Regions from separate parts of the Homo sapiens genome. Here region 1 is linked to region 2. Evidence: chromatin loops called from intact Hi-C (ENCODE). Cell type or tissue: heart left ventricle. All regions are shown on one strand. Each heading gives the region's core, and the rest is flanking DNA. Links, peaks and the distances in the headings are about the cores only. Region 1 overlaps RAPGEF2 (Rap guanine nucleotide exchange factor 2). Region 2 overlaps RAPGEF2 (Rap guanine nucleotide exchange factor 2).

Region 1 (8,344 bases), core at 312-8,311, 48 kb after region 2:
ATTTAGAATTTCACTGTGGAAGAATTTTCAGTTATAGGTCGTAAAAATGATCCTAGTATTTGTTTAGGATAATGCTAGCTATTGTACCAAACAAAACAAAATATAATGGTTCAAACACAGTAGACTTTCTTTTAAGTCTCCTTTTCATAAATCTGATGGTGTTCTTGATCAATGGACAAATTCCTTCTAGATAGTGGTTCAGGGTTGCAGCCCCTCTCCATTTTTTGGCTCAGTTGTGTTTAACCTTCAATGCAAAGCTTGCGTTTTCTTCCAACAGAGACTCTCTTTAATGGAAAGGGAAAGATCATGGAGGGTCTCATGTGTAAGGTTGTTATGAGTAAGATATAGAAGTGGCGTACTCACTTCTAACTGTTCATACTCCAGTGGTTTGAACTCAATTGGCACTTACGTAACCGGAAGGGACGTTGGGAAATGTAATCTAGCGATGCACCCAGCAAGAGAGCACTGGTGAATAGCTAGCCAGTCTCAGCCATGCTACTGTATGTAGATCTAAGTTCATTTGCATTTAGGTGTAAGATAGCTTTATAACTTTTAAAGAGTTAAAAATTAATTATGGGTTAATGTTTTTAATTCTGTGTAAGGCCTCCTTCCCAAACCCAACCTTTTTTGTTCACAAAGAAGGCAGCTTAGAATCCTCCATGGATCCCATAGGAATCTTTTTTCTTTGACTTTAAACACTCATTTCCCGAGCTCCATACTCCATTGAGCATTTCTTCAGTTGGGATAACTAAGTGCAGTCCCTTTGGAGCTCATCAAAGTTGTTGTCTAATTGGTTATAGAAGCCATCTTCTGATCGTACCAGCAGCTGCCTCCCTCTCCAGGGATTGCCGCTTCCATAGCATCAGTCCCACTAGGTTCTGGAAAACAAGAGGCTGAGAACTCAAGTTTTAGTAATTGTAGAATATTACCAGTATTTCTATATTAATTAGTATTACAGTCTAAATGGTATGATTGCATGATTTGCTTATAGTTCATAAACATAGATTTTGGAGCCTGTTACTGAGGGTTTTGGACAAGCCACTTGAGCTCTTTGAGCTTCCATTTCTTCCTTCCTTCCTTCCTTCCTTCCTTCCTTCCTTCCTTCCTTCCTTCCTTCCTTCTTTCCGTCCGTCTGTCCGTCCTTCCATCCTTTCCTCTCACTCTGTCACCCAGGCTGGAGTGCATTGGCATGGTCTTGGCCCAGTGCAAACTCTGCCTCCCAGGTGCAAGCTATTCTCGTGCCTCAGCCTCCCAAGTAGCTGGGAGGTGCATGCCACCACGCCTGGCTAATTTTTATATTTTTAGTAGAGACAGGGTTTCACCGTGTTCGTCAGGCTGGTCTCAAATGCCTAACCTCAGGTGATCTACCTGCCTCGGCCTCCCAAAGTGCTGGGATTACTGGCGTGAGCCATCGCACCTGGCCCGAGCTTTCATTTCTTCAGCAATGAAGTGCAACATCTGGGCTCTTCATAGATATTAGAACAAAGAGACAAAGTATGAAACGTTCAGCGTATTGCCCATTATACAATACAGGCCCCCTCGCCCCAAAGCTATCGCAGTAATTATTATTAACATTAAGAGAAAATATACAGAGGAGTTTGGAATTTAAAATAGATGAAATACTACCCAGAGCATGACTTTTAAATCACCCAACTCAGTACCAACAGTTGGTGTGTTTTTCATTGAAAGTTCTTGGACTGAATGACCTAGAGAATTTTTTGGAATCTCCCAAAGGGATTTATGCATTTCAAATGAGTGGTTGTTGATGGTTGAAAATGAATTGAAAAGGAAAAGGAATTATATGCAGAGTGCATGCCTGTGTGTATGCATTTGTGTGTGTGTGTGTATGTATGTGTATTTGAAATGAGAATGGTCTGGCTGTCACTTGAAATCCATCATAAAACTGTTTATTAACAGGCAACAGGACATTTCATTTGGCCATATATACATTAATCAACTACCTCCGTGTTTCTATGGAAACTTGTATAAACAGTTCGATTGTACCATTTGAGGTCTCAGATAAACATTTTCAATGACACTTTCAATGGTTCTAATAATAATTCTACTATTGTTCTTGATGCCAGATATCTCAGATATCTTTCTTAAAGTGATAGAATTAGTTGACTAGCATAAGAGAGAGAGAGTGTGTGAGTGTGTGTGTGTGTGTGTGTGTGTGTGTGTGTGTGCGCGCGCGCGCGCGCGCGCATGCACATAATGTTTTTTCTGACCTTCAGATGTTGGGGAAATTATATAAAAGACAAGGTTTTGTTTCCACCAAAATCAACTATCAGAAAATAAGCCACCTTAATCTTTTATATAATGAAGTTCTCTCTCAATTTAGTTTATTGTTTTTAAAGAAGGATGTATTTTTCCATAAGGAAAATTAATCAGAAATGACCCCAAGCGATCTTAGCTTGGAATGTTTATAATTCACATGATGGAATTGGTATAAGGGAGTTAAAGAAGTTTTACATAGATTTAATAACGAGGCCTGAATATGTGATCTCAGAATTGCAATTACTGGATATTACCATAAACCTTGTAAAGATTAATTTATAAAGCAAAAAGTAAATGATGGTTGTTGTAAAGAACTTGCAAGAAAAATGAAAAATCAGCTTCCTGAATGTTATACAGCACTGTGTCATTTATAGACACATCACTACCTTAAACAAATTAGAAGGAATGTAAACTCAATTGGATGACTCAAAAAGTGAGTCAGCTTTGCAAATGTCAAAGTCATTGATGTTGGAGATGCAGATTAAAGTTTCATGAGTGAGAAATTATTTACAATTAATATTTTTCATGTGATTTTGAAATTTGTATTTCACTAGTAATTTGATCTAAATAGCCATTTGATTGTTCCATCAATATCCATGAGAATTTTCAGGTCAATTAGTAAATTAATAAATATATTTAAGTTTAATGCTTAAGTGTGTGCTCCCTAGCCGTTCATCTGGGGCTGGAATCTGTTTCCATCACCTTTTCGCTGTGTGATCTTGATGCAAATCACTTTTCTGCATCTGAGGTTTCCTCCTACATAAAATAGTCCTACTAATACCTATTTTTTAAGAGTGTTGTAAAAATTAAGTAAGCTAATGTATGCAAGTACTTAGAGTAGGGCCTGTCACATAGTAACTGGTGTACAGGTGATCTAATTTTGTTATCTTTGGAAAAATGGGGCAAAGCCTCACATTTTGAAATACATGGTACTTAGATCATGCAGTTTCTCATCACATTGACGTATTCCTCTCTTCCATTTTCAAGTGAAGTTCATGTAGGTTTCCTTTCTACTCAATGCTTTCTTTGAACATTCAATGGAAAAACCCTCCTAAAAGTATTTGCTTTGAAACATTAGTCACCTTGTGACAGACAGCCAGTTTTCAACCAGTTCACTAATATTGATTATTTATTTTCCTCATCGGGGTCCCAAGTGTATTTAAATTGTCCCCATTTCATACACGCAAGAATTAATTCCTTTCTGCCTTGGGAGAGGGCTAGGGTACCATATTTCAGTAGCTAATTCCACCACATAAAGATATATATTTGGACAGCAAGCCATGTGAAATACTCATTATATAAGCCACATCTTATCAAGCCCTCTCTGTTACAACTCTAAAACATTATCATAATATAGGAAAGTAGCAAGGAACGTTTGAAATGCATCCCTTCCCCCAACCCCCAAAAAAACACACAACACAGTGGTGTTTCTGTTCAGACTGTCCTCTGAGAGGCAGTGTGCTCCGTATGGCAGGAGCAAAGCTTTGTGGTTTTACCATACTTAGTTTGTAGCATATGTCTGTGCCAAATGCATATTATTTTCGAGGCTTTTGCAGTCAAATATAATAAGGCAATACACATAAATGCACAAAACTACGCAAGTTGTTATCACTTTGAGAGAATTCTAAACTACAGAAATTTGAATATTTTATTATAAAAGAGAGTAATTGAACTATAAGCATATCATGAAAATGAAGTTATTTAGTTTGCAAAATGTATTATGGTATTCTAAGCAGTGAGTTCCTCTCCATATAAATACATGATTTATTTAAAAGGTAATATGTAGACTTTTGGGGAAATATATAGTAAGTGAACTACCATAATGGTAGTTTTAGGTATGACAGTGTCAAAACAAGTTGTTTCTTTGGTTGGCTTCTTCGTTTCCACCGAATTTGAAAAATATCTGGCCTAAGGTGGTGGAGGATGTTGTCTGGAAAAATGACAGAAGAAATGAGAAGGAATAGAGAGGCATATGTAAGGTAGATTATTTGGACCACAGTGATTATTTCATTTGATCACTCTATTATGTTATAGCCATTTCATAGAAGAAACTGAGGTACACAGAAGTTAACTAACTTGCCCAGGTTCACTTGACTTAGGAGGTAGTTGAACAGAAGATTAATCCGTATATGGCTAACATGAGGCTTCTGTCTTCTGAGCCTGGTAAGAAGCTGGAAGAATGTTAAGTAATTACAAATTGTTAATTTTGGCAGTTTTCTCCAGTAGATAAAAGCAAATAAATTTTTGCAGACCTATTCTTATAAAGCATAGTTACATCAACACCTTAAAAAGTCTACCTGTAGTTTAATCAGAAAAACATTAGGCCTTATCTTATCAGTTTATTAAGTTATTAACTCATGACACATTTAGAAAACTTTTGTTTCCTGACATTATATATATTTATTAGCAAAATAAATTTTATATTTTACAAAAATCTTTCTCTTTGCTTTGTGGAATACTGATCTGATATATGAAGACTTCAAGGATGGGTGTTGTATCTAGGGTATATATAAAGGGGTTATGAAAGGAGCCAAAATTACTGTGGTGAATAATATTTAAAAGTCCAAATGTTTACTTTTTCTTGTGTTCTTACAGAGATAGGATTTAAAGAAATAAAAGATGATCAGATTATAAACTGGTCTTTAAAATGAGCTACTAAAAAATTTCCTGCCTCATCAAGCTGCATGTAGAAACAAGTCAGAGTGTCAGAACTAGTAGTACCTGAAATGATTAATAGCAGAAAGGAAAGAAAAAGGAAGACAGTGTGGGTGTGTATGTATGTGCATGCCTAGAGAAAGAGAAACAATATGAATGGCTTTTAAAATAACTTGAGTTCCAGAGGGAGTGAAAGATCGTGTCTATAGCTGGGTGAGTTTGGCCACGAAAGCCCTTTCTGGGAATAGCTCAATAATCCATTGGCATCTAGGCTTAGATTCCAGCTACAGGAATCATGAAGCTGGAAGGGACCTGCGCCTTGCAGAGTCTGGTCCGTGATGATCTGTACTTAACACTTTAGTCATTTCTGTGTGCCAGGCACTTCTCTAAGTCCTTCACACCCATTTATTTATTCAGTCCTCACAACACAGGCTTTCAATAAATGATGGATGAATGCTGAATGAAAATATAGTATCCTTTATTTTTTACAAATACCTCAGAGAAAAATAGAAAATATGTCTAGGAATATACTTACTCCACCTTGTAGAGATTAAAAACGTGAACATAAAGACTCAAAACCCTGACAATGATATGGGGAAAGCAGTGTTCATTTGGGTAAATTCTGAGTGATGCATCTTAATATGAAGTTAGTTTTAGTCACTAAGTGTGATATTTATTTTACTTTAAGTAGATTTATTCAAGGTAAGATGCCTGGGAAAATTGACTAGATTCCAGTGATCATCACCCCAAACCTTGTGCATTCTGTTATAACTGTTACTTAAAGTGGTTCCAAGATTAGTTTGGGAAATTATCAGTTAAATACATTTCAGTCAATAGACAGTATTTTTTTGTTTTTAACTATTGGATTTCTCAGCAGTCCTAAGATGATGATGATATGTATCTTGGACCATGAAACTCTCTTTTACATTAAAAAAAAAAAAAAGACAGAGAGAATAAGCCTCTGTTGATAATAAAATTCCACAAAACTCATCCCTAAAACTTGGGGATCTGGTACCACAGATGCTGCGCTATATCAATAATTAGTAATTCAGGACGGAAAGGAAGAAGAAGGGCAGCCACCCTTGTTTGTACTGCACTGTCACCAATTTTAGGTATTTTACCAATTTAACTTTTTTTTTAACTTATTATTACTTATTTACTTATGAGTATTTACTTATTGGTATCAGAGACTTCAAGGCATCCATACTCATCTTTATGTTCAAGATCGAGTTCATTTATTAGCTAGTAATTTTATAAATGCCAACCATTAGATTAATCAGTGATTATCAAATTCCTATTTATATATTATAGAGACTTAAATAATGTGTAGAATTTACTTTTACAAAGCTAATTATGGTAGCATCTGTTTGTCCTACATAATAAAAAAAAAAGCTATTATACAAATGATACCAAGGTTTTATGAAACTACAATTAGTTTTAGGTTTATGCTTATATAAAGTATTACTTCCTGTGTGCCAGGCACTTCTCTAAGTCCTTCACACCCATTTATTTATTCAGTCCACACAACACAGGCTTTCAATAAATGATGGATGAATGCTGAATGAAAATATAGTATCCTTTATTAATATTATAAAGTATTAAAAGTGTAAAGTAATACTTATAAAGTATTACTTTATATACTTTAATACTAATATACTTTATGTAAGTATTACTTTATATATGCATAAACCTAAAATTAATATAATCTGATTTAAACAATATATAATTAATATAATCTGATTTAAGTCTGATTTAAGAATCTGATTTAAATATTACCCTTGTTTCTTATATATTTAGCAGTGTTTGTGGTTAAACTATGATTCAACCATTTGCCTAAGAGTAGTTTATTAAAATTGTCATTCACAGGTGGTGTTTTTTAGGACTATAGGTTGCTTGCTCCAGGAACAAAAAATTGAGCAGTAATATATTTATATAATCGAATATTAAAATAAATATTTAAGTGATAAAAATGAAAAATATAGGTGAAAAGATTCCTTGGAATTGTGTTCTTAATGAATTGTTGGGAAATACATTGGTATTAAAAATACATAAAATGTGTTACTTTTTCATTTAATTAACTTAATTATTGATTTTATTCAGGTAATTACTGTATATTTCTAGCTTTATAAATTTTATTTTTTGAACAGAATTTCTGTTATAAATGGTGGCTACAGTCGCAAGATAATTCACAACCTCAATTTAATCTGTAATTTAATTAAATAGCGTACTATACATAGTAATTTAAATTGGGACTGGGTCAAGCTTAGAAAAAAGTTTAGAGTAAGGGATGCTTGCTGTCACGTTGTGCCTTGTATATATTTCTCAGATCTGTGTTTCCCTGATGGCCTTGGGTTTAAATGTGGGCATCTGCCCCTGTGTCTGCCTCCTGACTCTCAACCCCTACATGGTTTGTTTGCCTCCTAGAAACTCCATTTTTCCTAGGCATGGGCTCAGGCCTCTATTTCATTAGAGTGTCATGGCAGAGTCAAATCAATGCATTTCAGTTTCTTTCCTTATGGGAACACCTTTTATAACATCTCCCATTCCATAACTTGACTGATGTGTATTGTCAATAAAATTTAATAATAATGCCAGATGTGGTGGCTCATGCCTGTAATCCCAGCACTTTAGGAGGCCAAGGCGGGTGGATCACTTGAGGCCAGCAGTTTGAGACCAGCTTGGCCAACATGGTGAAAGCCTGTATCTGCTTAAAAAAGAAAAATTAGCCGGGGTCGTGGGCGCCTGTAATCCCAGCTCTTTGGGAGGCTGAGGCAGGAGAATCGCTTAAATCCGGAAGGGTGGAAGTTGCAGTGAGCTGAGATTGTGCCACCCACACCCCACCCGGGGCGAGGTGACAGAGCAAGATTCTGTCTCCAAAAAGAAAAAATTAATAATAGTATTGTTATCCTAATTGGTGGGAAAAGATTTTAAGGTTTTTTTGAACATGGCATCTATTCTTACATATCTCATATTAAAAGGCATTTAATCAATGCTAATTTATATATGCATTTACTTTAATATATCATTATTTCATGCCATTCTGCAAAGAACACAGATAGTGCGGAGAAAGGGATAAAAACAGTGTTTGCAGTGGCTCACACTTGTAATCCCAGCACTCTGAGGAGGGAGGATTACTTAAGGCCAGAAGTTTGAGACCAACCTGGGCAACATAGAGAGACCCTTTTATTATCTACAAAAAATTTTAAAATTAGCTAGACATGGTGGCATGTGCCTGTGGTTCCAACTACTCAGGAGGCTGAGGTGGAAGGATCACTTCAGCCCAGGAGTTTAAGGCTACAGTGAGCTATGATTGTGTCTCTACACTCTAGCCTGGGCAGTTAAGGAAGACCCTGTCTTTAAAATAAAAAATAAAAAAAAATCTTGTATTTTCTATTGTTTGTAACACCTATCA
Region 2 (8,344 bases), core at 117-8,116:
CCATCCTTCCTAGGCTGGTGGCAATGTTAAAATGCTCTCCATGCTTTAAAATTCTGGTTGACCCCACACCCCCACTCCTACTTACCCAAAAATATGGCTCCACTTTATACAAATCTGAATCAGGAGACTTTGAACACAGTGTAAATAAAACATACTTATAAAGTTTCAGTCAGTACAAAAATTTTAAAATGATGAAAACTTATTGGTCGTGTAAAAGGATATCTCCCACACATTTTATTAGTAGTCCTTTTCTACAGTGTGAATATACACTGCAGAGTACTGTTTCATAAAGATACATTGAATTTTCCAGTAGATGAGGCTTAATGTTCTTAGAGATAACATGCAAAAGTAATGGAAAATACTACATAAGATTAAATTAATATAATGTAAATTGAATGCCATATAATATTAAACTTTATGGAAATAATTTCTGTTGTAGTCAGTGATAATACAATATTTTTAAAATGTGGCAGCAATGTAATAAGATTGATTCATGTATGAGGCTTATGAAAATCAGTCCCATTTTAAAACTAAGGTTATTATTCTGTATAATAATATAAGGCAAATTCTATTTCTTACAATGGGTGTATAAGATATAACCATTCCTAGGATATACCTTAAATATCTCTGAAGTCAGTATTTCTCCTGAGATAGAGTTAAGTTGGTTTCTCCTTCAGTTAAAGACTCCTTGGTAGTTTTGGTTAGTTTCAAAAGTCATTCAGCTATTGAAACAATGAAAACATTACAGCATTTAGTTTCCGTGATTGTGCACATTTATTTGACATTTAGGCTTTCTGACTTGAGTTATGTTCTTAAATAAGAAGTAGGCAATATTTTTACTCATATCATGTCTTTGCTTTATCATTTATTATTTATTCAGTTTTTTACTGAGGTTTCTTTAGGTTTGACTCAGTATTTGCTACTTAAGAGGGTATGTTTTGGGTAATACATCAATAACTTGTATAGCTAGTAAATTTCCTAGAATATTTAAGGACTTCAAATTTTACCTTCAGTTTATGTGATATCACACCTGGCTATAATTTATATGATATTTAAAAATCTGTTTATGTATATATATGAGAAATTATTCAAATACAGGGGAAATTTCTTAGTTATCTTAACATTTTTTATCCTTTTAAAACTTAAATTTATCAAACATTTGTTTGCTTAATTGTACCTGAAGGCTTGTCTTCAATATTACTATCAGTGTCTCTCTGTGAATTATAATGGGATGGAGTTTCAGGAAATTTGTGTATTTTATTTCTTGTATCATAGAAAAGCTCAATATTTTCATTTATATATTTTTGGTCATTTAACAAATATTCATTGAGTGCCCACCATGTTTCAGGTCTGTCCCAGGCTCTAGAGATATAAAAGTCAACAACACAGGAGAATCTGCCTCCTTTGCCCTTACAATCTCACAGGGAATACAGATAAATAAATGGTACACACCCAGGGCCCCTACAGGAGTCGGGGATGGTTTCATGAACCACCTGAATATCTTGGCTCAAAGAAAGATATTTTGTACAGAAAGAATCTTATTTGTTCAAAGACTTAGAGGTTGAGTGGTTATAGGGTTTTTGAAAGCCATGTTGAAAGTTGAACTTTTTCATGACTGTAAGGAACAACAAAGAGACTGAAGCAGAGGTGTGACATACTGAGATTTACATTTAAATAAACTACTCTGGCTCCAAGATGGAATAAATTTTGGGGATAGGGATGGTAAAGTGGGACCACAAGACCTGGTTAAGTAATGGAAATGGAAGTGGTGGCTAGAACATGGCAACTGGAGTAAGAATGAAAGGTGAGGGATTTAGGTGGTATTCAGGGAGAAGAAAGTAGAAATAATTTGTTTCTTTTTTTTTTTTTTTTTTTTTTTTTGAGGCAGAATTTCACTCTTGTTGCACAGGCTGGAGTGCAATGGTGCAATCTGGCTCACCGCAACTTCTGCCTCCTGGGTTCCAGCGATTCTCCTGCCTCAGCCTCCCGAGTAGCTGGGATTACAGGTGTGCACCACCAGGCCTGGCTAATTTTGTATTTTTAGTAGAGACAAGGTTTCTCCATATCCGTCAGGCTGGTCGCGAACTCCCAACCTCAATTGATCCACCCGCCTTGGCCTCCTAAAGTGCTGGGATTACAGGCGTGAGCCACTGCGCCCGGCCGAAATAATTTATGTTTCAAAATAAAACTTTAAATAGCTCTAATTCATTAATTTCTGATGATTTGCTTTGTGGGCAGTACTTTCTATTCCAATAGTGTTTAATGACCATATTGTATATGAATATAAATACATGACTGAGAGTTTGAGGTAGATTAGTTTCAAGCAGATTATTCTTTAATCCAGGAAAGCTAAATAGAAATGTGAAAACTGGATTAGGTAATAAAGAATGGAAAAGAGGATGAAGAGAGAGTGTTAGAGAGTGATATACATACAAATAAAACCTGCCACAAATTTTACTAAAATTTATTGTTTGGATGCCTGATGCTTTATGTTTTCATCAGAAGAGTCTTAGGAGAGTGGTGTCAAAAGTATCCTTTGCTTTTCACGCCCATTATCGGCAGGTTTACTAGTTCCTCTTTACCCTAAATTATGTTGCATTTTAACATCCTGCAGAAAGCTCCCTGTGGAAAAGTCTCTGAACAATGGGTGGATGTAACAATACTGTGCTGTGTGTGCTGCAATTTCTGGCAAAATGCAGCATGTTAAAGCTGCTATAGTGGTCTCAACCTCCTTGCTTTAGGGGGACTAACTCTCTTTCTTGCAGTTACAATCAGGTATTTACGTTGATTTAATTTATACGGATTGGGAAATTGCACTATAGCATATGTACAGAAATTGAAATGTAAATCAAGAAATAGTTTAGAAAATAAAATGATTTCTCATGCTATTAACAGCATGCATTGTAAATTCATGCAAGGCAGTTAAGAATGGTATGCAGTGTGCTGTTTACCCAAGTTTCAGCTTCTGTTGAAGGATGTCTATTTTTATATATTACATCATCTCTGCTACAGAACTCCGGTGTCCACTGGGATTTACTGTTCTTTCATTCCATTTTGAAAGAAAGCTTGTATTGATGTCATAATTGGACCCATCTTTTGGTTGCACTTGGAAATTGAAAGTAATAAGGGTGTTGTGTAGCAAGTCATGCAATATTTCAAGCGATTTATTTGTCGAAAAGATCACTGTCACTTTGTCTTGCCTCTCCTTGTGAATACTGGTGGCTCTCTGTGCTTGTACATGTTTTAAATATACTTGGCTAAAATTTAGCTTTTAATTGCAACAGCGAAGATGCTTTTCATCTTCGACTGTTTCATTTCTTATCATGTGATTTTTTTTTTTGTCATGAGATTTTGCAGAGCTACATGCTGATTTTAAAAAAAGTCTCTTTTTTTTTTTTTTTTTGAAAAATCTACTTTGATATTCAGACCTATTTCCTGCCAGTGCTGAATTGATCTTTTTTACAGTTATCTGTTGTAAGTTGTCTGTTTTCACTGTTTGAAATATCAGGTGATTGGAAATACTCTCTTTTGGTTTTGAATGCAGTTTTAAAACATTATTAACCTGAAATGCCTCTCTGTTAGCTGGAAGATATTGCTGACTTCTGGACAAAACTCTAGCATTTTATGGAATATATAGATGCTAGGTTTTAAATCACTTGTGAAAGAAAATATTTTAATTATTTATATTAAGATAATTAAAAATACCTAATAATGCTATACGTATTTATCTATATAAAATTTCCCCCTTATTTTCTCTGAAAAATTTAGTCAGTATTATCTGTACTATTTTAATAGTAAACTTTTTTTTTAAAAACTGATCAGGGAAAAACCTCCACTTCTTTTTCCCAGTAACAGCTTATTTGAGATATAATTCACATGCCATACAATTCACCTATTTAAAATACATAAGTTAATTGTTTTTCTTTTTTGGTTAAAGAAACCCAGATACCATTAATGTTACCATCTTAACATTTTTATGATACAGCTCAGTAGGGTTAAGTATATTAGTAGTAAACTGGACTGACTGAGCATATCCATTTCACAGATGTACTGCCTAGCATCCTTTGTGGTAATTAAAATTACTCGTATTGGGAAATATCAAGGCAAAAAAGTAAAATAAAATTACACATAGGCTAAAAAATACCTTTAAAGATATTTTGGGAAAAAGTAATTGTAGAATCTATTTTTAAAACCTTACTAAATAATTTTATTATAGCAGTTTCTTATGGACTCAGTAAATGATCAGATATCCTCCCCCACCCCCTTAAATCTTCCTTTCTTTTAAGTAGAAGACAGAAGACAACATATATGGTGCAGTGTGTACTGCTCGGGAGATGGGTGCACCAGGATCTCACAAATCACCACTAAAGAACTTACTTATGTAACCAAATACCACCTGTACCCCAATAACTTATGGAAAAATAAAAATAATAATAATTAAGTGGAAGACAGGTGGTAGTTGGATGCAATATGACATTTGAAATAGCTGGCCTAGGGGAGAAATGGTATGGCAGCAGAGTGGACCAAATCTGTAATATGAATTGCTGATTTGGATAAATAGTGGAGTAATTACAAAGGGAAATATTTGAGGATGAAAAAGAAAATACTCAGGCTGTCTTGATTTTTACTCAGATGTCTATGAGAATAGCAATGGTAATCTGCCATTTGTGGTTTCAATACAATGCAGAAGACATTTGAGGGTATTAGAAAATAAAACCTCAAAATAAGTTGTGACATTTCCCTTTCACCAATTATTAGCACTCTTCTTTTTTTTTTTTTTTTTTTTTGGGACAGGGTCTCTTGCTCTGTCACCCAAGCTGGAGTGCAGTGGCGTCATCTTGGCTCACTGCAACTGAGAGGTGACAACGTGCTAGCAGCCCTCGCTTGCTCTCGGCGCCTCGGCCTCGGCATCCACTCTGGCCATCCTGGAGGAGCCCTTCAGACCGCCACTGCGCTATGGGGGCCCCTCTCTGGGCTGGGCGTGGCCGGAGCCGGCTCCCTCTGCTTGCCGGGAGGTGTGGAGGGAGATGCGCAGGTGGGAACCTGGGCTGTGCGCCACGCTCATGGGCCAGCACGAGTTCCCAGTGGGCACAGGCTTAGCAGGCCCTGCACTCAGAGTGGCCCGCCGGTGCTGCTGGCCAGGGCAGTGAGGGGCTTAGCACCTGGGTGAGCAGCTGTGGAGGGTGCGCCGGGTTCGCCAGCACTGCCAGCTGGCCCGCCTGCCTGCCCGCCCTGCACTTGAATTCTCGCCAGGCCTCAGCCACCTCCCCATGGGGCAGGGCTCGGGACCTGCAGCCCGCCATGTCCGAGCCCCCCACCCTCCGTGGGCTCCCGTGCTGCCTGAGCCTTCCCGACGGGCGCCGTCCCTTGCTCTGCAGCGCCTGGTCCCATCGACTGCCCAAGGGCTGAGGAGTGCAGTGTGGGACTGGTGGGGAGCTCTGCCCGCGTCCCAGGCGTGGGATCCACTAGGCAAAGCCAGCTGGGCTCCTGAGTAGAGTGGGGACTTGGAGAACTTTTGTGTCTAGCTGGAGGATTGTATATGTACCAATCAGCACTCTGTGTCTAGCTCAGGGTTTGTGGATGTACCAGTCAGCACTCTGTATCCAGCTAATCTGGTAGGGACTTGGAGAACTTTTATGTCTAGCGAGAGGATTGTAAATGCACCAATCAGCACTCTGTCTAGCTAAAGATTTGTAAACGCACCAATCAGTGCTCTGTGTCTAGCAAGTCTCGTGGGGACTTTGAGAACTTTTATGTCTAGCTAGAGGGTTGTAAATGCACCAATCAGCACTCTGTGTCTAGCTCAGGGATTATAAATGCACCAATCAGCACCCTGTCAAAACGGGCCAATCAGCTGTCTGTAAAATGGACCAATCAGCTCTCTGTAAAATGGACCAATCAGCAGGATGTGGGTGGGGTCAGATAAGGGAATAAACAGGCTGCCCAGTTTGCCGCCGCGATCTGCTTGGGTTCGTTTCCACAGCGTGGAGTAAATTTTGCTGCGGCTCACGCTTTGGGTCTGCCACGTCTTTAAGAGCGGTAACACTCACCGCGGAGGTCTGCAGCTTCCCTCCTGAAGTCAGAGACCACGAACCCACCAGAAGGAACAAAGACACATCTGAACATCTGAAGGAACAAACTCTGGACACACCATTTTTAAGAACTGTAACATTCACCGTGAGGGTCTGTGGTTTCATTCTTGAAGTCAGCCAGACCAAGAACCCACCAATTCCGGAGACACAACTCCACTTTTCAGGCTTAAGAGATCCTCCCACCTCAGCCTCTTTAGTAGCTGAGACTACAGGCGTGAGCCAGCACACTCGTGTTTTTTGTAGGGACAGGGTTTCGCCATATTGCCCAGGCTGAGTTTGAACTCCTGAGCTCAAGCGATTTGCCTGCCTTGGCCTCCCAAAGTACTGGGATTATAGGCGCCTGGCCCTGTATTTCTTTATACAAAAATTTAAACTGAACCTTTAAAAAAAATGTTTCAATCATCAGGACTTTTGGAACACTTAAGAAAGTTTTTAGAAAGGGATCATTTTGCCATTTGTTAATTTATGAAATAAGCATATCCCTAACCAACTGGGATGTAGAGAATACTTGAGCATCGTTGATATTCTTGATGTCATTTACAGTGGGCATTTTTGAGGAATACTGACGGCTCAGTTTAAAAATTACTCTGTAGTATAAACTTTTGCCTAAATTTTAGTATTAACTTTGGTTAGACTGAAAGAGCAGCCAGCTATTCTGCAAGCGGATTAAGTTGTCAGAGGGTTCTGCTGAAGTGGGTGTAAACAGGAAATCTAAGGACAGTTGATAACTGCATTCTTTCACATCAGCTAAGAGAGGCCGATTGTTTTCTAGTTGCAGCAGTTTTCAAACAGTTTCATCTCTGGACTCCTTTAAACTTCTAAAAAAAATTTTTGGCTCTAATGAGCTTTTGTTTATTATTTACCATATTAAAAATTGAAACAAAAAGTTTTAAATATGTATCCATTGATTAACTTAAAAATAGTGATACACCCATTACACATTAACATGAGGGTTTTTAAGGGGAAATATAAAACAAATTTATAAGAAGAATGATAGTGTTTGATACTTTAGCAAATATGTTTAATATTGGTCTAATAGACAGTTGGGTTCTCACATCTGTATTCAATCTGTTGTGATATGCTGTTCTGGTTGAAGTATGTAAAGTATATGAAGAAAATCTGGCCTCACATGCATAGGTAGTTGGAAAAGGGAAGAGTATTTTAACAGCTTTCAAAAATAAATGTGGGTGTTCTTTCAAAGACTGCACCAAAATTTGACCAGTAGTGGTTTCTTAAAGATCAGTTGCAATGAGGAATTTAAAACCATGTTAGTGTAACTTGCCTTACTCTCTTTTATTAAAACCCATTGGTCTTAATTGCACAATGAAAGGATCTTTTTACTTATGCATACTTTTGTAACATCATGCATTGGTCACTGGGTTAAACAGTCTTCTGAATTTTGGCGCATTATACAATATAAAGAAAAGTCACATTTGTTAATACCACCACAGATCTCATAAAGAAAGGGCCTTAATTATTAAGAAGCTGTCAGACTTACTGTGTTAGATATGTTTTTCAAAATTCTTTTAGTTGAAACTTCAAATTTTATCATTAGCAAATTATTATCATCTGTTTTTCTTCAAATGACAAGCTCATTTTGTTCGTTTTTAGAAAATACCTGCCAGATACCCAATTCCGAATAACCATAGTTTTTTTTTTTATTATTTGTTCTTTCAAATGAAAATGTTTTTCTGTGGCCAGGCGCGGTGGCTCATGCCTGCAATCCCAGCACTTTGGGAGGCCGAGGCGGGCGGATCACGAGGTCAGGAGATCGAGACCATCCTGGCTAATACGGTGAAACCCCGTCTCTGCTAAAAATACCAAAAATGAGCTGGGTGTGGTGGTGGGCGCCTGTAGTCCCAGCTACTCGGGAGGCTGAGGCAGGAGAATGGCGTGAACCCAGGAGGCGGAGCTGGCAGTGAGCCTGGGGAACAGAGCGAGACTCCGTCTCAAAAAAAAAGAAAATGTTTTTCTGTGAAAAAAAGGTGCCAGTTCACTTACGACTGGAATAATTGCACGTCTTTTCCTTGAGACAACCATTGTACATTGTAACAAAAGTGCTTTATGCAAACTTCTCGCTTCATCATACAGAATATTAAAAGGACGTATACTAATGGGTGGAGATATAATGTAATTAATTATTACTGCTTTATCAAGGACACTTTAATACTGGCATTTTCTTTTTTTGCCACTGTGAGTGGTGGTAAAGAATACAAGGACAATATTGGTAATAACAGTAGTTACATAGTAGT

The links. Hi-C counts contacts between places; a loop is a spot of excess contacts. Peaks named below come from ENCODE experiments on the same cell type or tissue, not always from the same donor. Only the 100,000 strongest peaks of a DNase experiment are listed, where the experiment ranks them.
Region 1: it touches region 2 in a loop (3-fold over the local background); 3 of 110 quality-filtered maps call a loop at or near these places.

Annotation. Positions count from the first base shown.
Region 1 is chr4:159,293,570-159,301,913 of GRCh38, forward strand. The region is part of intron 7 of RAPGEF2 (Rap guanine nucleotide exchange factor 2); the gene reads left to right. Among named protein-coding and RNA genes, the nearest start is that of MIR3688-1, 170 kb to the left of the region's middle. In heart left ventricle, for the core only: no CTCF peak of the experiment used is centred there; no DNase peak of the experiment used is centred there; H3K27ac peaks cover 574 bases.
Region 2 is chr4:159,245,900-159,254,243 of GRCh38, forward strand. All of the region lies in intron 7 of RAPGEF2 (Rap guanine nucleotide exchange factor 2), which reads left to right. Among named protein-coding and RNA genes, the nearest start is that of MIR3688-1, 120 kb to the left of the region's middle. In heart left ventricle, for the core only: no CTCF peak of the experiment used is centred there; a DNase peak (open chromatin) is centred at 5,092; H3K4me3 peaks cover 1,055 bases; H3K27ac peaks cover 2,232 bases.